Regions from separate parts of the Homo sapiens genome. Here region 2 is linked to region 1. A link is a loop called in an ENCODE intact Hi-C map of the cell type or tissue named here. Cell type or tissue: HepG2. All regions are shown on one strand. Links, peaks and the distances in the headings refer to the core of each region. The heading gives the core; the rest is flanking DNA. Region 1 overlaps LOC105369844 (a long non-coding RNA gene). Region 2 has its middle 39 kb from the start of PHLDA1-AS1.

Region 1 (12,297 bases), core at 1,518-9,517:
GCAGAGGATTGAAGTTAAGCAGCTGAGTCCCGTCCTCTGAGAGCTTGCAGTCCCCAACCGACTCAAATGCATGATTAAACATCACTTGGCCAACTATGCAAGTATTGAACCACAACCAAAGTAGGTTTTTAAAAATAGATTCAAATTAAAATGCAAGCCAATAAAGTAAGAGTAAATCACTCCTTCCCACTGCAGTATGGAATATAATCGAGGTATTTTCAACTGGTTAACAATGGATCCTTCCTGAAATATTCGACCCTTCACTGGCTTAGAAGGTATGCTTTTTTATTTATCAGATATGATTTGGGGGATGTTTAACACATGGGACTCATGGTTTAGAGTGTTTGCTAATTTTGTTACAGTGTTTCCAGTCAGGACAGCCTTAAAGGAAGCATTGCATATTTTATTAATTAATTAGTCATAATGAATTCTTTATTTCTGGTGTTGGCAAAGGCTAAAGCAGCCTGTTTGGCTATTGTTACACAGCCTGGTTTGCAGGCATTTCCTCCTGAGATTGCCAAGGGCAGCTGCCATGGGGTCACAGCAATTCCTTCAGCCAGTACTGCCCCTTTCCCAGAAACACACGTCTCTCCTTTCAACCCACAAATGAGGATGCAGCAGAGTGGGCCTGGGCACGGGCTTCACCCCAAACACAGCCAGAACACCTTTGTTTTTAATATGACTTTTTCAGATGAGTTTTTTTTTTTTTTAAGTGTTCTATAGCTGAAAAGGTTTTGGAAAACTACTCAATAAATAGAAGATAGGTAGATAGATGATTGATAGGTAATATAAACAGAATATTATATTCTACAAAAGCTGCTGCTTCCCCATAAGGCTTTGTGAATTTAAACTCCTCCTTCATCAACACCAAATATTAAATATATTACTTTGTACTTGAGGAAAAGTGGCGCAGTGGCTCACACCTGTAATCCCAGCGCTTTGGGAGGCGGAGGTGGGCAGATCACTTGAGGTCAGGAGTTTGACACCAGCCTGGCCAACATGTTGAAACACTGTCTCTACTAAAAACACAAATGAGCTGGGCGTGGTGGCAGATGCTTGTAATCACAGCTACTCGGGAGGCTGAGGCACGAGAATTGCTTGAACCTGGGAGGTGGAAGTTGCAGTGAGCAGAGATCACACCACTGCACCGCTCCAGCCTAGGCGACAGAGCAAGACTCCATTTCAAAAAAAAAGAAAAAAGAAAAAAATTACTTCCTACTAAAATGAAAAAGAATAATGGCTCCCAAATACCTAGTGTCTATCTGTTCCTCTAAATTAGGGGTTGTGTTTAAATTTACTAAATTTATATGTATATTTCAGATAAATTAGGCTGAAAATCTTTGTTCCTATCAATACTGTACAAGTGACTTTCACTAATTTATTTTGTGAAGGAAATTAAAACTTGTGACCATGACATGTAAATTCATTGAAATTAAATGCAAATAAATCCAGTCTTGTTATGGTCTTCTGTTTCAAGACTGAGGTTATTGACTGACACATAACGTTGAGAATCCATTTCCCAAACACTTTGATTGACAGGCAAGACAACACAACAGCAGAGACCTGGCTGTCTGTTTAAAAGCCGTGCTCCAAATACAGGCTATGTTGATAGAATTGACTGCTCCATTTTTCTGCTTTCTGAAGAGAAGGTAATCCTCTACCTTCTATTTGCAGGATATTAATTTTAAGTACCTGTGAAATGAAGTTCTTAAAACCTAAGATTCCCCAAAACTCCAGTTATCAACAAGGTTATATAGGAATCAAAGCGAGGCGTTTGGAGTAGATGCCGAGATCACCTCTCCCTCACACCTCTGCTGACCCCAGCTACCTGCAATCCTGCCAGGACCATTCTGGAGGTGAGGTGATCCTTTTTATTTGTAAAAGGTCTAGTAAAATATACAACAGTTTATTCTTTTAATTTTAAATGGCAATTTACATACATATATATATACTTGTATACTTCATAATCGACTTTCTTTTAAAATATGTGATTTCTTTCTAGGAAATGTTTCAATTTAAAAAATTAAATCATTTATGAATATGAATTTAATATTCATTTCCTTCAACTTCTTTCATCTGAATTTCTTTCTTCCCATTATTCCTTTTTCTTCTTAGCTAAACCATCAAATGACTTTCCTGCTATTTTACATTTTGCTGATAAGCAGTTCCTGTAATTAATAACCTTATCTTTCTATGTATGAAAAAAACAAATTTAATGCATTTTAATAAGGAGGTTGAAAGGACAAGGAGACATTTTATTGCTATGTTGATTTTGATAAGACTAGAAATAACCTGGATGGCTGGTGATGGCATATTGATGTTGGTTGCATTTGTGCACACATTTTTGGTTCCTCTTGCTGTTTGTACTTCAGTATTTCTTATAAATATATTTCTGAATGGGTATGCAATGTAGATTTCTTTAATAAGCAAATCTCATTGAATAATGTGATGGTTTTAGGCCACTTTATCATTATATATGTCTGATTCTAATCTCGTGTTTACAGTTATTAGCTGACCAACCAACAGGGCTGAGAATCAGAAGATTTGGTTTTAAGACTAGCTCTTCCAAAAAATTGCTCTTAGCCCAAGGAAAACATCCCAATTGCTATTTCCTTATTTATATATGGAGGTGGATCACCAGGAGACTACCTAAAACAGCTCTAAAATCTAAACCAGATCTAGTATTCTACAACTCCAGCTAATTCATTTTAAAAAAAATGCTATGTTAAGGTTTTAAAGTTGAAGATCCTTTGGAATGTAAATAATCAGGTCTCCATCCGGGGCCAAAATTTTGTACATCCCAAATGAAGGCTGAATAAAGCCTGTTCTTTTGAAATTAGTGACTTTTATGAGCTCATGAAGGATCCACAACAGAAAGAGCTCTGTGATGGGCATCAGGGTCGTTCCCACCCTTATTTCCTTTCCACTCACACACTAATCCCGTGATGTGGTTACATCTGTAATTTCATTCTGCAAAGAGGAAACTGTGTTGTACAGAGTAGTTAGTTGTCTTGGGCAGGGCTGTACAGGGTCACATAGCTACAGAGGGCTGAACAAAATTCTCGATATTCCAGACTGTGGTGATTTTTGTTAGAAATCTTGGGGTCACGGCACTTTGGGAGGCCGAGGTGGGTGAATCACGAGGTCAGGAGTTTGAGACCAGTCTGGCCAACATAATGAAACCCCGTCTCTACTAAAAATACAAAAAAAATTAGCCTGGCATGGTGGCGGGCGCCTGTAGTCCCAGAGAATGGAGTGAACCTGGGAGGCGGAGTTTGCAGTGAGCTGAGATAGCGCCACTGCATTCCAGCCTGGACAACAGAGCAAGACTCAAAGAAAAGAAAGAGAGAGAGGGAGCGACGGAGAGAGAGAGGGAGGGAAGGAAGGAAGGAAGGAAGGAAAGAAAGAGAGAAATCTTGGGGTCACTGTCCCCAGGACTGTGTCCTCAAGTCAGGGGTAGAAAATGAATAGGAGTGAATACCTAGTACTGCTCAGATAGGGCTGTTCTCACGCTAGGAGAGGGGATGGTTGATTGGGTATCGGGGCATCTTCTCCACTAGACGGTAAGCTTTTCTATTACCGAGTGTATCCATATATCCTTCAGGGCAGGGAGAAGATTTAAAATTGGTGTAATCTGCTGTAGTACCCAGGAGTGTGCTGGGCTCCCCAGTATTTTTCAATTCTGTGACACTGTAGGCAATCAATATAAACAGAAGATGAGGGTAACAGTGAAGTAGAAAAGGGTCAGATGTTGAGAATGGGAAAGTAGAGGTTACTACACCCACCTCAGTTCAGTAAAACAGAGCCCCTTCCACTGGCTGATTGGTGAATCACCTGGGCTGGCTCCAGGAACAATGAGAAGTCTTGGATTTGGTGCCCTTCAATGAAATCTTTCATTAGTCTCTCATATTCCTCCTCTTTCTTACTCCCACCAGCCCCTTTTGAAAAGTATGAATGCTGAGTTAATCCCTCAGGGTCCCAATGGTCCTTGTTCAAGCAAACGTCAAGGCGAGGGACTGTCTTTAATTATGGCTTAAGGAAACAATGCCTCCCTTTTGACAGTCTATGTAGTTAGTGATACTCTTGCTTGAAGATTCATGCAGGTAAAACCAAAAGGGGTTTCTATAGTATTGAAATCCATCTTCAAACACCACTAACCACTCCCTCTCCAACACCCATCTCCTGCTTCCAAGGGCAAAACTTAACCATCAAATAACATTACATATATGTTTTGGGCCTTGTATTTTGTACCCTACAGCATGTATGACTATTATACTGATGAGAGAAAACAAGATGTTTACGTAAATAAGTTTTTCATCACTGAATTCTAATGATAATCAACCCAAAACATCAGATTATTTTTCTGAGCATTTAGTCACAGCTTCAACAAAAATTCTTTCTTTAAGAGCTTATTGTGAAAGGATTTCATGTGCATTTATAAAGATGTCTTCTTTCATTCATTCTTTGGCAATTCTAATTAGTAAATTTTACTGGCATTTCTCTTTCTCTGTGCCCAGGAAGTTAATACAGCATCATCATTGATTACTGCCGCATGTTAGAGCAAACATATTTATTTCTCTTTTTTTCTCCCAAAGAAATAAAATCTTTATGTGCTCTGCACGTGGGTTAGGGAAGCTAATAATGGTCTGATTGTTCCAGTCTTGGTGCTGCCTAACCTTTGAGGTAAGGACTGTTACTCTTTCAAGCACTGTCCTCTAGTGTGGAAAATAAATATTAGCACTTTTACAACAAGCATTGCTGCTCAAGAACTGCTGCTTGATAAGTGTGTGCCTTCCACTAACCCACTCAGTGCTTTTCCTGGGAAGGTATTGACACCTTTAACCACATAAGTTAAAGTAATTCTTGGTGAGAAAATTACTGGCAACACATGCACCTTTACCTAACAGTGTTAGGTCATCAGAAACCACTGAATAGATGAAAGAAATGGGCTTGTAGTATAGCATAGATCCATGAGCTTGTGATAAAATGCAAAAAAAGAAGAAAAAAGGCACAGTTCATCTATTTTTAAAAATTAGTATTTCAAAAAGAGTGCTGGCTCAGCACGGTAGCTCACGCCTGTAATCCCAGAACTTTGGGAGGCCAAGGTGGGCGGATCACCTGAGGTCAGGAGTTGGAGACCAGCCTGTCCAACATGGTGAAACCCTGTCTCTACTAAAAATACAAAAAAATTAGCCTGGTGTGGTGGCAGGCACCTGTAATCCCAGCTACTTGGGAGGCTGAGGCAGGATAATTGCTTGAACCCGGGAGGCAGAGGTTGCAGTGAGCTGAGATCATGCCACTGCACTCCAGCCTGGGCCACAGAGCAAGACTCTTGTTTAAAAAAAAAAAAAAAAGCTATCATTTTTGACAAACTGGCCATTCCGAAATTAATTTCTGTGTGAAGCACACATATACATTTCTTTGAATCCTTGTATAACTCAACTCTGACTGGCTGTTTAATGGAATAGTTCTGACTATTCACATTTTCCAGGTTATTATCTCTTAGTTTCATTTAGTATAATGCCTGGCTTTGAAATCATAGGTAAATATTCAACAATGCCTATCAGTTAAGATTTTAGGGCACTAGATTCAGATAGACCTGGGTTAAGCATTCATTTGTTAGTTGGCCTTTCTAAACTTCAATTTCCTTTACAGTAAAATGGAGATCATAATAGTGCTTTCTTTCCTTAAAGAATTTAATTATGAACCTATGAGGCTTGAAAAATATTTAACATAGTATCTGGACCTTCACAAACACTAAATAAACATCAGAAATTCTTTTATATATTTTTGTATTTTTTTTTGACACGGCCTCTAGAAAACTTTCTATCCACCAACCAAGCCCCAAATGACATTCTTCTAATAAAACATACGGTAGACTATTTAAATTCATTACAGAGTTCACTTGTATTAGATTTAAATTCATTACAGAGTTCAGTTGTATTAGTTCCTTTTACTACATTTGAAAAAGCCTTTTCTCAGTGTGCACATTCAGCTGGACGCATGCTTCCTAGCTTCCGTTGAATTTTTGTGTTTGACACCTTCTTAGGGGACAGTTTCATATCAGGTGTCATTTCACATTAAGAAGCCAAATTTTGTGGATGCTTATATACACTCGAGAGTATGAACACAGTCAAGCTGGCTGTTATTGTTGTCAGTTCCCAAAATAGTGATCCGACATCCATGCCCAAAGGAGCATAAACCACAGACTTGTAAAAGGGGTACTCCTGGGAAGCTAATGTTGGGGGATAATCTCCAAAACACTCATACCTTTCATTGCTTCATAGATTATATCTAATGTCCTTCAAGGTTATAAAAATAGTTTACAGAGCATCTCTACCATAAACTGCTCTGTCCCTCCATAAAACAGGCCAGTTGCGTAGCTGGAAATGTTTCTGCAAGACAACAATGGCTGATAGGAGATTGAGCATAACCAAGCGCTTGATACAAACCATCTGCTTTTCTCTGAATGGTGTCCTTGAGTCTTCATTCTTGCTCAGTGTCCTGTGAAAGGAGCTGAAGCTGCTGCCACCTGATCCCAGTGTTTCATTACTGCCTGTCCCTGACCTGTGCGTTGACTTTTCATTGCCCTTTCCCTTAAAAACAAAGCTCAGGTCTCCCTTGGGCTAGAGAAGGGTGATGGTTGAGGTTAGAATGGGGGTCAAAAATCAATAGAGGAATCCAACTACTTCTTTGCTGAAGCAAACCAAGCACAAATTCTCCGAAGTTAGGTAAACAGACCTGTGTGCAAGGTGGGGAAAACTGAGTGGAAAGCAAAAGGAAGGAGAAAAATGAGGCAAATAACCTCCAAACATGTTTCTCATAGCTAACATCCTGGCACAATTTAGAGAAATGTCAAAGTTTACTATTGCACTTATTAGAGCTAGTGAGCTCCCAAGGTAAATGGAGAACTAAAAGGCCTTCATAATGCGTATTAATTCTTATAAAAAAATCTAAGGACTTCATGTCTTCTGACCAGCATGCAGCACATTCATGGAAACTGAATTCTTACTACCACATGTGTTTTTATTTTTAAAAAACAAAGTGAGAACAGGTTAATACTTCAAGCTTTCCTCAAGCAAATTGTTGGACTAGTTCAGATGGTTCTCGAAAGAGTAATTGCTCTTCCTTGGACATTATAGGCAGGACTATTCTAGAAGAAAAATCCACTTTGAATCACATAACTAGTATTGTTTTCTATAAAGCAAAAGTCGTTATGAAGATAGGCAAAGGACTAGTTTTAAAGGATCATCATGGACCTTTTATTAGAAATCTCTAATAAGGAGGAATAATAGTGATTCTGACAATATTTTTTTCAGAAGGTGACAAATGAATTGTTGACACGATAATGAACTTCATTCTTAGTTATTTAAATTAACATTAACATATTTTTCTTTACATTGACAGCTTATAATTTAGTTGTGCACACAACAAGTATTTTCTCAAAGACCTATTACGTGCTGAAAATAAAGCAAGATATTTTTGTTAGAGTGGATCAACAAGAGGAAGGATCCTTCTTTAAAAAATATCTCTTGAAGATAGATGAAGAAATAATGCATCATGATGAATTATTTAAGTATAGAATTCACTCAAATGTCATCTGTTGCTTCTGATCTAGTGAGAGTTGTTGGATGCGAAAGATAGTAAAATACCTGCGTATACATACATAAAGCCCAAAGTTCAACAAGTAACACTTCTCTGCCTCATGAACCTCTGTCATCTCTCTGATGAAGAATACAGAGAGAAGGCAATAAACTGCAAATGTTATGACTACATTTCCAAAGCCTCCTTACCAGATCACATCCTGTCGGAGAGATAGCATGAGGGATTTGTGCACACGGAGTCATGCAGCAGGTGAACCCAGGTCAAATGTAACATCACTATAGCTGTGATTTCAGATCCTTTGCAGGTATCCCCTTAAATTGACTTTTATGATATTATAATAAAACGGGAATAGGATTTCACCAGATTTAGAAGCTCTTATAGTTATTGACTTCTTCTGAGGATGCCTGAAGCTTCTTCTTATGGTCAGAGGCTGCATGAAACTTTTGTTGCTGTTAGGTTTCAGAAAGCCATTTAAGGTATACAGCTAAAATACACCTTGCAGAAGCGAAGCTAGGATACACAATTCAAGAGGCAGCTCCTCATTTATACTATTAACTCAGCCAGCAAATATTTATTGAATGCCTACTATGTGCCAGTTACTACTCTAAGTTGTGGAGATATTACAGTGAATAAAAACAAAACAAAACAAGTATCTTTGCCCTTATAGACTCATGTTACACTGTTGTTGTTTAAATAAAATAATCCCCTCCCCCAAAACACACACATCCTTTTAGGTAATTTCCACACTGTATTGCCAAACTGTATGTGCCTTAGGTAGGGATATATTTGGCTACAAGTAAGAAAAAAATTTGACCAATCGTGGTTTAAACAAATAGAGCTCTCCCTTTTCACTTGGCATAAAGTCTGTATGTAGAGAGTCAGGAGGCTTATACAGCAGCTCAACTGTGTCATGGGGGATTTAGTTTTTTTCTGTCTTAATACTTTGCAGTGCATAGCATGATGGTTGTTTGTCATGGTTATAGGATGGTTGCTACAACTCCTGGCACTATGTCTGTACTCACAGCAGGGAGAAAGGGAAATGAGTGTCTAGTCTTTATTTAAAGAGGAAAATAAAATTTTCACAAAACAATTTCTAACGTATTTCAAATTATGTGTCATTGACAAGACTGTACCACATGACTACCCACATCTGCAAGCGAGGCTAAGAAAGTGAGTACATAGTATTTATAGCCTCGATAGTGAAGGTAATCAAGCAAAGAACAGGGTTGGGAATGGGTGTTAAGTTAGCTAATCTAGACTGTAGTTTATATTGATTACAAAAACAAAACAAAGCAAAATAGAAAATCCAGTGTTATTTAAACATAAGACTGGTTCATTTTTACATCTGTTAATTTTCTTAATGTGTGACTGAATGCATGAATGCCTTGTCAAAGTACACAATGTCCTGTAAAAGCCTGAATAATTGAATAAATGAATGAATGGTCTAATGCAACTGGCACCGGCAAAAGATTGTCTGAAACTCTACATGGACAATTGTTTTGGCTATTTCAACTACTTCGATTGCTTATTTCAGTAAAAATTATCAACAAGCCTGACTATAATCTTAATTATTATCAAAGTTAGCATGCTTTAAAAAGTTCCATTCAATAATCATTTATTAAACAATGACTATAAGGTAAATACTAATCCTGAGAGTTGCATAGAAAAATAAGACAATATTTAGGCTGGGTGCGGTGGCTCACGCCTGTAATCCCAGGACTTTGGGAGGCCGAGGCGGGTGGATCACGAGGTCAGGAGTTCGAGACCAGCCTGACCAACATAGTGAAACCCCGTCTCTACTAAAAATACAAAAATTAGCCGGTGAGGTGTCACGCGCCTGTAATCCCAGCTACTCAGTAGGCTGAGGCAGGAGAATTACTTGAACCCGGGAGGCAGAGGTTGCAGTGAACCAAGATCACACCACTGCACTCCAGCCTGGGTGACAGAGTGAGCCTCCATCTCAAAAAAAAAAAAAAAAAAGAAAGAAAAATAAGACAATATTCCTATGTCAAAAGGTAAATGCTCAAGAAGAAACAGATAAGCAGATCTGCACACAGTGGGACACCTAACTCTGCCTGGGAGAATCAGAAACGTTTTCATAAAGAGTTGTGTATGTGCTTTTCTGTTGTGTGTGAAGAAGGGGATGAAACAGAAAAGGAAGACAAGGAAAGAGATAGATATAGGCTTTTTCAGGCAAAGGGAATAGCATGTGAATGTCATAAAGGCATGTGAGTACACATTAAGTAAGAGAAACACTTTGGTATAGCTGTGTGGCATGATACAATGTTAACGAATGTCGGAATCATGCATACCTGAGTTTGAATCCCAGTTTAGGTTCTTTTTTGTTGTGAGACCTAGTAAGCTCCTGAATGTCTCGGTTTCCTCATCTCTAAAATGGGGATAAAATATCCATTTACTTGCATTATAGGGAATTTGGAGGATAAAATGCCATGATACATGCACATGAGCTATGATGCCTGACACAAAGATAATATCAATGTCTGTATCTGTTGTTGTTATCATTATCATCATAATTACCAAAACAATATTGTGTTTTGAGAGTAACGGGAGACAAAGAAGGAAAGGTCAGTAAGTGTAGGTCATGAAGAATGCAAGGCAAGGTGTTACTAAGGTATTACAAAATACAGCCACAAATTTCTCACAACCCTGTAGACATCCTCTTTGCAATGTAATGTTGCTGTTCCTTCCTTCAGGAGGTAAAATTTATTTCTCCAACATCTTGAATCTGGGCTGGTCTCATGATCTGTTTTGATGAATAAAATGTGGCAGAGGTGACATTGTGCAATTTATGAGCTGAAGCCTCAAGAGGCATTTCCAGCTTTCAGTTTTACTATCTTAAAATCCAGCTCCCTTATGAGAAGATCCCAGCCAGCTCGCTGGAGAGCCCATGTGGAGGGAAACTGAGGCACACTAGTTGAAAGCCCTAGTCAACTGCCATCTGGGACCAGCTAGTCGCTAGCTGAACTGTCACCTGACCACAAAATACATAAGTGAGCCCAGCAATACCCTAGGGAGCAGGGACAAAGTATCCCAGCTGATCTCTTCTTCAACTGCCAAACCCAGAATTGTGAGCAAATACATAGTGACTGTTTTAAGCTACTGAGTTTTGGGTGTTTTTTTATATGCCAGTAAATAACCGAAAGAGAAGCATAAGAAGTTTTACTTTACCCAGGAGATAAGAAATAATCTTTGAAAGATTTTTAACAAGGTAATGACCTCAACAGATTTTTATTTTAGGAATTTCATCCCAATGCCAGCATAGAGGTTCACTGAATAATGTTACTGAAAACAAGTAAAGAAGATAGAAGATATTAGGAGTAATAGTTCAGTAAAACTTGATGAAGATCTGGGCGATGATAGAAGAGCAAGAAAAAAGCTACTTGCCTGAATGAGGAACCTCAGAAATGCCCTGCATGCTTCATTGAATGATCTGCAGAAAGATTCCTAAAATTCTTCATACTTTTTGAACAAGGAGCATGCAGTTTTACTTTGCACAGGGCCCTGAAAATTATGTAGCTGTTTCCAAGGAAGGAATTCACAGAAACTGAGCTTCAGGCCTCACATATTAGGAGGTAAAAAGGATCTGACTCAGTATGTTCTTGGTTGTGGCAGTTTAGCCACCAAGACTCTCAGGTTTGTGAATGTTTGGATCTCTCAGTGGCAGTCAAGCTTTGATTACTCTGATGCTAAAATCAGTGGCAGTTCCACACAGCAGAAACACCAAGAATAAGAAAAGCATTTCCAATCTTCTCTTTCCTAAGAGCTACCTGAGTGGCATTGAATGAGTCAACCTTCTCCAGCTTCCTCATTCATGAAATGCAGTGCTAATCTTGTCCCTACACAGCCACAGGATTGTGACAATTAAGCGGACATGTGAATGAAGCACTTTAAATTCCCCACAAAGGAATGCATTCAGCTAAACAGAGGGACTAAAAATAATTCTATTAACAACCATAATCCTCAGGTGGTGTCCTCAGCTCAGGTCCTTCTGAGGTGGCTATGGCTGCATGCTGTTTAGAATTTCTGAATCAAAATGCCTGACACTTTTCTGAGAGATAAAGAGAAGACGATAGATAGATAATCATTTGATTGGGCTGGCTGTGTGTTTATATGTTGTAAACTCCTTTTCCTTTTTATTTATTTACACTGTCTCATAATTTAAATTTTCTGCATATATTCAATCATCAAACATTTGTTGAACATATTATTATGTACTGGGCACCATGCTATGGGCTAGAAAAGAGGAACCAGAAGGGGCCCCTGCCCTCAAGGAACTCATAGTGTATAAATTGGAGATTGATACAAATAAACAACTAGAAAGTAATGTGGCAATGTTAAAAAAAAGTCATAAGCCAAGTGTTGGTGGAACACAGAAAGAAACCATTTATAGTCTGGAGGGACAGAGAGAATAAAGGCTTCTCTGAAGAGGTAACATTGAGTTTTTAGAATTTCATTTTGGCATGTTATGAAAAAACAGAATCAATATGGAATGAATTTCTGAGTTTGAAAAATATGTCCAAAATGCGAAAATAACCTTACATTGATAACGCCATACACATAGGGGCTTTTTTTTTTTTCCACCATGCTTCTGAGTTCATTGTGTATTTCTTCATGATTTGATACTGACTTACTGTAATACTGATTTGGCAATTGAACCAATGTCAATGAATA
Region 2 (12,297 bases), core at 1,811-9,810, 430 kb before region 1:
TTGGTATTGTTAATTTTCTGTGTCTTATTATCCCAGCTAGAAGGCAACTTCTTGAAAGCAGAGGACTGGATTTCACAGATGTTTGGATATCTCCCAGTATCTGGCACCAAGAGTCTTGGATATCACTCAAGCTTGCACTAACAATCTTGGATATCCCATAGTGCCTTTCAGTAATAATCTTGGATATCCCACCATGCCTTTCACCAGGAATTTCCCATGTGCTTCATCATCCTTGGATCTCCAAGAATAACTCATCTTGGCTGGGCCTGGGACCAGTTCTCTGGCCTTTCTAGAGTTGTAGACATTGGATTCTGGGGTACGAGGCAATATTAGCAGTTGGCTTCTTGGATGATTTCCTGGAAAAGCGCACATTGCAATCTGACTTCTAGAGTGAAATTCAGCAATCATACACTTTAAAAAAAAATTGGGGTAAAAAACACATAACATAAAATTTACCATCTTAACCATTTTTAAGTGTACAGTTCATTAGTGTTAAGTATATTTCCATTGTGAAACAGATAGCAATCATACAGTTTTTAATTTCAAAAAATATGTTAGCTATCCAGAATATATGACAGACTCTCACCACTTAATAAAAATAGAACAAGCAATAATAACATCCAAACATGAGCTAAAGATTTAAATGGACATTTCATCAATAAAGATACACAGATGACCAATAAACACGTGAAAAGATATTCAACATCATTAGTCATTAAAAAAAAGAAAGTTAGGCCGGGCATGGTGGCTCACTCCTGTAATCCCAGCACTTTGGGAGGTGGAGGTGGGCAGATCATGAGGTCAGGAGTTCGAGACCAGCCTGGCCAGCATGGTGAAACGCTGTCTCCACTAAAAATACAAAAAATTAGCCGGGCACAGTGGCATGTGCCTGTAATCCCAGCTACTTGGGAGGCGGAGGCAGGAGAATTGCTTAAACCTGGGAGGTGGAAGTTGCAGTGAGCTGAGATTGCACCACTGCACTCCAACCTGGGTGACAGAGAGAGACTATGTCTCAAAAAAAAAAAAAAAAAAAAAAAAGGAAAGTTAAAACCACGATGTGATACCTATTAGAATGGCTTAAAAAAACTGAGAACATGGAGTGCTGGCAAGGATGTGGAGTTACTGATATTCTCATACATTGGTGGTGGAATGCAAAAAAGGAAGGGCACTTTGAAAAAATAGTTGGCAGTTTCTTATATGTTAAATGTACACTTACCATATAACCCATAATTCCCACTTCTAGATATTTACACAAGAGAAATAATGACATATACCCACACTGAAACCTGTATGTGAATGTTTACATCAGCTTTATTCATAATCCCTGAAAATTGGAAGACAGCCCAATGTCTATCCACTGGTGAATGAAATAGATGAACAACTTGTAGTATATCCAGACTACTTCTCAATAGAAAGGAGTGGACTACTGATACTACAACCACATGGATACATCTCAGATACATTGTGCTAACTGACAGAAACCAAACTCAAAAGCTACATGATTTGATTACTTTGATATAACATTTGGGGAACGCAAAACTACAGGGACAGATGGGGTGGGGAGAGGGTGAACTATGTAGGGCACTTTTATGGTGAGATATCCTATATCTTGATTGTTGTGGTTACACAACTCTTTATGATGGTTCAAATTAATAAACTGTATACTTAAATAAAGTTAATTTTTATTGTGTAAATTATAGTTCAATTGACCTTGCTTTAAAGAACTACATTAGCTATTTAGTACTTCAAATATAATTAGCCACTTAATTTATGGTGTTGCTATCAGAAATAGCTGGATTAAGGAGGAAAAACCTAATATGTAGGTAGATTTTACTTTGCTTTGGACAATGTGGCTAATGCCTGTTTTTCTCTTGACTCAGTTGGTTTAACATTTGTCCTACATAATAGAGACCTAGTTTAGATAGTAAATTATATAGTTATGTTAGGATTAGGACAGTGTGGGAAACATAGCAATACCTTGTCTCTACTAAAAATTTAAAAATTAGCCTGGATCAGTGGTGCTCTCCTGTGGTCCCAGCTACTCAGGAGGCTGATATGGGAGGATTGCTTGAGCCCAGGAGGTGAAGGCTGCAGTGAGCTATTATCACACCACTGCCCTCCAGCCTGGGTGATAGAGTGAGACCCTGTATCTAAACAAAATTTTTAAAAAAAGAGGGGTTGGGGGTAGGTGATGTTCTCATAGTACTTTGGACAAATTCTCGAGACACCAGGCCACTAACCAGATTTTTTAAGGGCATTAGACAAGTGCTAGTCTTTTTTGGGAGGAAAAGGGAAAGTTGGGGGACATCCTCAGTGACCCTCTGGCTTAGTTTAATGGATAAAACATGTGACACAGACTTTGGAGTCCAGTACATTTAGGATTTAATACCAGGACTACTCCTAAGTAAGTGGCCATGATATTTAATCTAAGTAACCCTGCCAATAAAATAGGTGTTGCAAGAAAGTGACTTAGCAAATTGCTTGGTACAAATTCAGTGTTCGGTAGTTGCTATGATCACTGTTGTCACTATCATTGTCATTATTTGCTGTAAGATGAACTCTTTTTCCATTTATGAATAGCTGCTTCACCACATTGAGGGCAAAAAGATTGTGCATGAAATGTATACACAGTTTCCATTCGCTTTTGTGATCATGAAGTCATATGTGTAATGGCATTTGCCGCTGCTTTTCTTGCTCATAAAGTGGACTTGCTGAAGGCTTATTCCTCACCTAAAACCGGGCCTCCTCTGTAGAATTACTGGTTGCACTGTTAAGTGTCTCCCATCTCCCTGGCTGTCCATGTGCTGCTTGATTTCTTGTTGTCTGGTGATTTCAAGACAGGGTGAAATGTATTTAAATAATTTCAGGAATGTAGCACACATAAGGTGTAAGAGCAAGAAGCATGCTTCACCTGTGTCCTTGCCTTGTCACTCTGAGTGTGGTTAGATCACTCACTTAGATACTGGAGTTAGAGAGTCAGGATACTTGAATAAAGTGTGAAACTCAAGGATGATTTAGTTGAACCTATGGACAAAAAGATTGTTGCTTAATGTTTTCTTAATTTTTAATTTTTTCCTGCCATGTTAGTGAATGATTTTGCTTAATGTTTTATTGAGCACTCACAATGTGAGCCACTGTGAACCTCAAGGAATCAGCCAGACAAGTATGTTCTTTGGACCAACAAGTGAGTGCTGTGTTACGATGCAGATAGGAAATAAAAAGAAACATAACATCCAGAACCTGCTTTGAAAGTGTTTACACCGTAGCTGGGAAGACAAATGACAATACACAAATCAAGGGAATAATAATATGGAATAGAATTAAGTGCTACATGTTGTGGTATAGCCCTAAAATAATACAAGATATGAGTGAAAGGAGAGAGAAATACAAATGGGAAGTGCTCAAGGCAGATATTTGAAAACTCCCTTTATATGATTTTAGTGTCTTGCTGCATGTGGTTTAAGAAGTTAATTTCTGATTACCAGCTGGGATTTTGGTAACATCCTACTTCTGTGCCAAAGCTGAATAAGAAGCAGTTAATGTGGTTAGTATTTAAAACTAAATTCAATTAATTGTTAGCAGATGCAAGATTGATTGGAGTGGGAGATAGTGGGAGGAGGGAAATAGAATACCTTTCAGATTTAAAAAAAGCCTATTCATGAACATTTAATAGCAAGCTGCTATGGAAACTTCTGAAAATTTTTTTGTTTGTTTTAATAAATTATGGGAATTCTACTTTGCTGTGAGGGAGATGGGAAGCAAAAGTTGTTCAGAGGAATCTTCAAAGGGCAAATGAGCCTTTTCTTTGATAATTTTGTCTCAGATAAAGTTGCTTCAAAGAAGACTGCATGCAAGAAGAGTGTTTGATGCTAACGTGCTCTGAGCCCCTTTAATGCCAAAGTTCTGGGAAAGGCTCAGGATGAGTGGTATTTTTACCATCTCTTGGTACTATTCTAGTGAAACTAAACAGTAATTTTTTTTTTTTTTTTTTTTTTAACACAGAGTTCTGCTCTTGTTGCCCAGGCTGGAGTGTAGTGACATGGTCTTGGCTCAGTGCAACCTCTGCCTCCTGGGTTCAAGTTATTCTCCTGCCTCACCCTCCTGAGTAGCTGGGATTACAGGTGCCTGCTACCATGCCCAGCTAATTTTTCTATTTTTAGTAGAGGCAGGGTTTCACCATATTGGCCAGGCTGCTCTCGAGCTCCTGATCTCAGGTGATCCACCCGCCTCAGCCTCCCAAAGTGCTGAGGTTACAGGTGTGAGCCACTGCACCTGCCCTAAACAGTGATTAAAAACAGCAAAGTGTCAATGAGTGAGGATCTACATTTATATTTATCTTTTGCTATAATTTAAAATTATATGCACATGATGGAAGGAATGTAAGAGTGCAGCACTGTGAAAAACCATATGATGGTTCATCAAAACATTAAACATAGAATTACCATATGAGGCTGGGTGCGGTGGGTCATGCCTGTAATGCCAGCACTTTGGGAGGCTGAGGCGGGTGGATCACCTGAGGTCAGGAGTTCGAAACCAGCCTGGCCAACATGGTAAAAACCCCTTCTCTACTAAAACTACAAAAAATTAGCTGGGTGTGGTGGAGTGTGCCTGTAATCCCAGTGAGTCAGGAGGCTGAGGCAGGAGAATCGTTCGAACCCGGGAGGCGGAGGTTGTAGTGAGCCAAGATCATGCCACTGTGCTCCAGCCTGGGAGACAGAGTGAGACTGTCTCAAAAAAAAAAAAAAAATTACCATATGAACCAGCAATTCCATTTCTGGGTATATACACAAAAGAATTGAAAGCAAGGACTTGAATCGATATTTGTACGCCAATGTTCACAGCAGCATTATTTGCAATAGCTCAAAGGTGGAAACAACCCAGATGTCCATCAACAGATGAATGGATGACAATGTGATATATACATACAATAGAATATTATGTAGCCTTAAGAAGAAATGAAGTTCTGACATATGCTACAACAGGGATGAACCTTGAAGACATTATGCCAAGTGAAATAAGCCAGACACAAAAGGACAAATATTGTATGATTCCACTTATGTGAGGTTCCTACAGTAGTCAAATTCCTAGAGACAGAAATCGAATCGTGGTGGCAGGGGAGAGTGGGGAGTTGCTTTTCAATGTATAGAATTTCAGTCTGGGAAGATGACAAAGTTCTAGAGATGGATGGTGGTGATGGTTGCACAACAAGCTGATTGTGTTTAATGCCACTGAACGGGACACTTAGACATGGTTAAAATGGTAAGTTTGATATTACATATATTTTACCACAATAAAAATCCCCAGACATTTCACATAAAAGATACCTATGCTTATGCAATTAATTTTTTTCCCTTGAATAAAGCGCTCAATATAAAGCATGACTGAGACGAAAAAGTGTTTCTTCCAATTCAATCAAGCATTCATTTGCGAATCCTAGCTAATTTGATTACAGTGCCAAGTAAAGCAGTGGTTGCTATCATTCAGGATAAAGAAGCCTGGGGAATTTAGCCTTGCAAGCCTAAATCTAGAAGAGATAAGGTAGAAAGTGCAGCATCTTCACCTATATTTAATATATTTATGGATTTACTTGTGGGTTGAGGGTATTTTAGGTGAGTGGAAAACAATGGGCAAAGGCATGCATGCAGGAATAAGTATATGGTGGGAAGGGTAGGGAGTTGAGGGAGGGAGGTGGGGTAAGGGACAGTGAAAAAGCCATCCCATTCAAAGGGGAGGTTACATGACAGCAAGTAGTGAGATAAAATCGTGGATTGTGTGAGGTGAAACTACAGGGGGAGTTCCTAGTACACGATGTACTAGGAATCCATGGTAGGTTCTTATTCTGGTTTTATGTGCACTGCATATGTCAAAATACAAATCCTTTCTAATTTTTTTTTTTTTTTTTTTTTTTGAGAAGGAGTTTTGCTCTGTCACCCAGGCTGAAGTGAAGTGACATAATCTTGGCTTACTGCAACCTCTGTCCCCAAGGTTCAAGCAATTCTCCTGCCTCAGACTCCCAAGTAGCTGGGATTACAGGTGTGTGCCACCACACCTGGCTAATTTTTGTATTTTTAGTAGAGATGGGGGTTTTGCCATGTTGACCAGGCTGGTCTCGAACTCTTGACCTCAGGTGATCCACCCGCCTCAACCTCCCAAAGTGCTGGGATTACAGAAGTGAGCCACCGCATCTGGCCCTTCTCTAATGTTGAGTCTGCATTTTTCAGAGAAGAGGAAAAGATGTGTCCTTTAGCCTTTAGAATTTCTAATCTTTTTTAACAGGGTTCTGCTACATCGTGCAAAGATACTTTCAAATGCAAAGCTCTGTGCATGGAAAAATGAAGCAACTGCAAAGAAGGCAAATTATATTTGCAGAGCACACAATGACTACACTCCTGTGATATTAGAAAATGACAAAACTGATAACTGAGTTCTTGAAATACATTCTTGTGACAAACTACGCCATTTCTAGTTATCTGATTTGCTTTTCTTGAAAGCTAAAGTGAAGGTCACAATGTATTGACTTGTGGCATAAATATAAACGTTTCCTTCAATTTTTCTTCTGACATCATCCACTAGCTGGAGAACATGGAGACTTTTTGTTTGATTTGGAGAAGGCAGTGTATTTACCAATGGCTGAAGAGTGATTAAGAAATAATGTAACTTCAAAGAGTGTGTGGAGAGAGGCCTAGATAAAGATTGCATGGATCTCTTCTAGATACTATGGAAAGTTGACTTAGGTTAAATTTGAACAAGTCCTGTTGGAAAGGTCATTGAAAGTTAAGAATAGGCTCAAGTGTCTCTGGTGTTATAAAAACATTGTCTACAATGGTAGTCCCTTGCATTGCTTAAGAGGCTTGAGTCTATTGTCAGGATCTTGTATAATATTGTGAATGTGCCGCCTGGGATCATGAAAAGGTCTTAAGCTTCTTTCAAATGCCTGTGAAGTAGGAGCAAACATTTTTCATATACTGCAGTTATTAAAGATAGAGTGATCCATTCAAGTGTGATCAACAAATATTATTAACAAAGGGAAAGAAGATGTCAAAGACACTGGTTCTACATGGATAGGTTATATGTTGGATAAAATTATCGTTAATTTTCAGGGATTCCTGAAACCAGGCTCAATCAGATTCTTTCTTTATGGCTGATGAAAAGCTACGTGATTTAGTCTTGGGAGGGTGTATGTGTCCAGGAATTTATCCATTTCTTCTAGATTTTCTAGTTTATTTGTGTAGAGGTGTTTATAGTATTCTCTGGTGGTAGTTTGTATTTCTGTGGGATCTGTGGTGATATCCCCTTTATCATTTTTTATTGTGTCTATTTGATTCTTCTTTCTTTTCTTCTTTATTAGTCTGGCTAGCGGTCTATTTTGTTAATCTTTTCAAAAAACCAGCTCCTGGATTCATTGTTTTTTGTTTGTTGGTTTGTTTGCTTGTTTGTTTGTTTGTTTTTTGAGATAGAGTTTTGCTCTTATTGCCCAGGCTAGAGTGCAATGGCGCGATCTTGGCTCACTGCATCCTCTGCCTCCTGGGTTCAAGCGATTCTCCTGCCTCAGACTCCCGAGTAGCTGGGATTACAGGTATGTGCCACTATGCCCAGCTAATTTTGTGTTTTTAGTAGAAACGGGGTTTCTTCATGTTGGTCAGGCTGATCTTGAACTCCCAACCTTAGGTGATCTGCCTGCCTCAGCCTCCCAAAGTGCTGGGATTACAGGCGTGAGCCACCGCGCCTGGAGATTTATTGATTTTTTGAAGGGTTTTCGTGTCTCTCTCTCCTTCAGTTCTGCTCTGATCTTAGTTATTTTTTGTCTTCTGCTAGCTTTTGATTTACTCTTGCTTCTCTAGTTCTTTTAATTGTGATGTTAGGGTGTCGATTTTAGATCTTTCCCACTTTCTCCTATAGCCATTTAGTGTTAAAAGTTTCCCTCTAAACACTGCTTTAGCTGTGTCCCAGAGATTCTGGTACATTGTGTTTTTGTTCTCACTGGTTTCAAAGAGCTTATTTATTTCTGCCTTAATTTCATTATTTACCCAGTAGTCATTCAGGAACAGGTTGTTCAGTTTCCATGTAGTTGTGGGGTTTTGAGTGAATTTTTAATCCTGAGTTCTAATTTGATTGTGCTGTGGTCTGAGAGACTGTTTGTTATGATTTCCTTTCTTTTGCATTTGCTGAGGAATGTTTTACTTCCAATTATGTGGTCAATTTTAGAATAAGTGCGATGTGATGCTGAGAAGAATGTATATTCTGTTGATTTGGGGTGGAGAGTTCTGTAGATGTCTATTAAGTTTGCTTGGCCTCAGAGATAACACCACACATCTACAACCATCTGATCTTCGACAAACCTGACAAAAACAAGAAATGGGAAAAGGATTCCCTATTTAATAAATGGTGCTGGGAAAACTGGTTAGCCATATGCGGAAAACAGAAACTGGAGCCCTTCCTTACACTTTATACAAAAATTAACTCAAGATGGATTAAAGACTTAAACGTAAAACCTAAAACCATAAAAACCCTAGAGGAAAACCTAGGCAATACCATTCAGGACATAGGCATGGCCAAAGACTTCATGACTAAAACACCAAAAGCAATGGCAACAAAAGCTAACATTGCCAAGTGGGATCTAATTAAACTAAAGAGCTTCTGCACAGCAAAGGAAACTATCATCAGAATGAACAGGCAACCTACAGAATGGGAGAAAATTTTTGCAATGTATCCATCTGACAAAGGGCTAATATCTAGAATCTACAAGGAACTTAAACAAATTTACAAGAAAAAAACAACCCCATCAAAAAGTGGGCGAAGGACATGAACAGACACTTCTCAAAAGAAGAAATTTATGTGGGCAACAAACACATGAAAAAAGCTCATCATCACTGGTCATTAGAGAAATGCAAATCAAAACCACAATGAGATACCATCTCACGCCAGTTAGAATGGCGATCATTAAAAAGTCAGGAAACAACAGATGCTGGTGAGGATGTGGAGAAACAGGAACACTTTAACACTGTTTGTGGGAGTGTAAATTAGTTCAACCATTGTGGAAGAGACAGCATGGCGATTCCTCAAGGATCTAGAACCAGAAATACCATTTGGCCCAGCAATCCCATTACTGGGTATATACCCAAAGGATTATAAATCATTCTGCTATAAAGACACATGCATACATATGTTTATTGCAGCACTGTTCACAATAGCAAAGACTTGCAACCAACCCAAATGCCCATCAATGATAGACTGGATAAAGAAAATGTGACACATATACACCATGGAATAGTATGCAGCCATAAAAAAGGATGAGTTCATGTCCTTTGCCGGGACATGGCTGAAGCTGGAAACCATCATTCATAGCAAACTAATACAGGAACAGAAAACCAAACACAGCATGTTCTTACTCATAAGTGGGAGTTGAACAATGATACACAGGGAGGGGAACATCACACACTGGGGCCTGTCATGGGGTGGGAGGCTAGGGGAGGGATAGCTTTAGGAGAAATACCTAATGTAGATGATGAGTTGATGGGTGCAGCAAAACACCATGGCACGTGTATACCTAGGCAATAAACCTGCATGTTCTGCACATGTATCCCAGAACTTAAAATATATATATATATATATATATATGTAAAGCTACATGAATTTTGGTAGTGCAGAAAAGGGCCAAACTATAGTTTCCATTTCCAGCAAAGCCACAGAAAATGTCAAAGTGTAGGAAGCCCAGCTTTCTGTGTAGCCCAGCTAAAAGTGCTTTGCCAAAAAGTAAAGAACCAGAAGGGAAAACATTTTCTTTACTTCTCAGACTATTGTTGCTGTGTAGACCCCTACTATCCAATATGGTAGCTACCACCCATTTGTGGCTAATAAGCAATTGAAATGACACTAAATCTGCACTGAGATGCTCTATGAGTATAAAGTACATACCAGATTTCAAAAACTTAGTACAAAAAAGAAAAAGGAATGTAGAATAACTTATAAATGATTTTTAATATTGATTTCATATTTAAATGATGTTTTGGGTATATTGGGTTAAAACTAAATAACTAAAATTAATTTCACCTGTTTCTGTTTATAATTTAATGTGTCTAGTAGAAAATTTAAATTATATAAGCAGCTGGCCTAATTTTCTATTAGGCAGCACTGATGTAGGTGGTGCCACATTGACTTTAAGCACAATAACATTTTTCACTAATGCACTTCATTCTGCCAGCACAGACAGAAGTCTAAACTCCGTTAAAAGTAGGAATCAGTCTTTTTAACCCCTAAATTATTGCCTTAAAAACGAACTGCTTTATCTTACAGAGGTCTTCAGAAATACCCAATGCAGTTATATTTTTTACACTTTCTTTTGCATTTGTTTAATTATTTTTTCAGCGTGCTGTCGTAATGATAACTTTCTATTCTTTGGAAAAATTAGATCAGATGATTAAATCCCCTTCTGAGCATTTAGAAGGGGGTAGCCAAAGAAAGCTGATTTGAATACAGGGAATAAACAGTAATTAAACTGTAAATGTTGATTTCCTTTTGAAGTCCACTGGCGTGTTTGGTGTGAATAAAGAGTACATTGTCAGTTATTATTCCTGCTGCCACAGTTATGGCAGATGAGAATCGTTGAAAGGCTAAGTTAAATTGGGGAGTTTCCCAGGGCTGCTGTACTGAGACTGCCTTTGTTTATATTAAAGCCTGAATTTTCCCCCAACCTCAAACAGTACACATCGATTTTTTCAATAAAATCTGAGAGTTTTTTTCTTTTCCTTTCAAACTCATCTGCTGTGCTGTATTCTGGAGAGGAGTTTTAAGACCTGGAAACGTGGCTTATTGTAGGAAACTAAAAAAGATTTATTTATTTCGCTGTGCATTTTTTTGAAGATTTTAAAACAGTAATCTCAACCTCAGCTGTTTCTTAGACTCAGGTGACGAGGTTTGAAAACTTCCAGGGTCCAGGGTGCATGCCAGTCAATTATGTTAGAAACGCTGGGATAGGGCTAGGGATCAGTAATTGTTAACCACCCCCAGGTGATTGCAGTGAGTTGCTGAGGCTGAGAACCACTTCTGCATTAACAGTCTAAGGAACACCTGTGTCCACCAGTTTTTCCCAGAAGCACTCAAGGAACCCGGCTTGCAGTATGCACAAGAGTTAAGTTTCTAGACGACTTTTTTCCTCCCTCTGATGGAAAATTAGAGGGGCAGTACATTGGTTCACTCTGAAACACATAACAATGTATACTTTTCTCACGCTCTAATATAAACACCGAAGAGACTTTGATGATTATAAAACTGACACAAGTTCAATAATTACTTGAGCTCATTTTATTCAGGATATGTGAGCTAGGCTGTTTGTCTTTTAAAGCCACACACACAATAAACACACATATACACATACAGAATCGAAGTATATTCTGCCAATATGTTTTCACAAGTTATTACATCAGCAATTTCAGCTGGATTCTAGAGGACATTTTCGGCAGGGTGAGTATAGTAGGCATTGTACTGAATTATTCTGGGTTAGGTATTACCGTTTTTGCAAATGCAGTTGTTATCATGGAATCCAGATTTTTCCATTGTGAAACTGTTCCTCTTGAATCTAGTTCTGTTGCATCTAAGGCCTTTGACAGGGGTTCATGTGGTAAAAATATTTTGTAAACTATAAAGCACTAAGTAAAGTAAGCCAATTCATTATATGCATTTTGTGAAGTTGGTGGTTTTGTTTAAAATCAATATCAAATGAGAAAATCTCTTTTGTGGGTAGCCAAGAAAGGTGATTTATTCTGGGGTTGCTCTTTTGGGAGGGGTTGGGATTATTTGGTTGTCACAAAATGGATGGCGAGTAGAGTATAAAAATCTTTGAATCAGTAGCAATTTGTTGTTGGCCACGTATTATTAAGAGCTTTGTGATGTTCATTCGCTCATTCGTTCATTCAACAAACACTCATTGACACCTTCCAGGTGTCAGTATTGCTCTGGGTGCTGGGGATACAGCAGTGAGCAAAGTAGAACAACAAAACCAATCCTGTTCTCCACGAGTTAACCTGTGGTTGGTGGAGACCAACAATATGTTAGTAAATTATGAGTGAAAAATAAAGCAGAGAAAGGGGATAGGAAGCACAAGATTATAATTGTTCATGTGACTACAGCCAGCCTCACCCAGAAGGTGACATTTCAGCAAAGGACTGAAGTAGGTAAGAGAGCAAACCACACAAGTATCAGAGGAAGGGTGTTTCAGAGAGCAGGAACAAGCAGTACAAAGGGCCTGAGGTCAGCGGGAAACCGGAGCTGGTTGGATGAAATGCAGGATGCCCAGTTTAA

Evidence for each region. Peaks named below come from ENCODE experiments on the same cell type or tissue, not always from the same donor. Only the 100,000 strongest peaks of a DNase experiment are listed, where the experiment ranks them.
Region 2: it touches region 1 in a loop (9-fold over the local background); 1 of 110 quality-filtered maps calls a loop at or near these places.

Annotation. Positions count from the first base shown.
Region 1 is chr12:75,552,778-75,565,074 of GRCh38, reverse strand. It overlaps LOC105369844 (a long non-coding RNA gene), which reads left to right. Exons shown (of 16, transcript XR_007063375.1): 11 at 1-275; 12 at 1,675-1,856. Among named protein-coding and RNA genes, the nearest start is that of KRR1, 47 kb to the right of the region's middle. In HepG2, for the core only: a CTCF peak has its summit at 4,704; DNase peaks (open chromatin) are centred at 4,704, 6,604 and 8,374.
Region 2 is chr12:75,984,884-75,997,180 of GRCh38, reverse strand. No RefSeq gene overlaps it. Among named protein-coding and RNA genes, the nearest start is that of PHLDA1-AS1, 39 kb to the left of the region's middle. In HepG2, for the core only: no CTCF peak of the experiment used is centred there; a DNase peak (open chromatin) is centred at 6,570.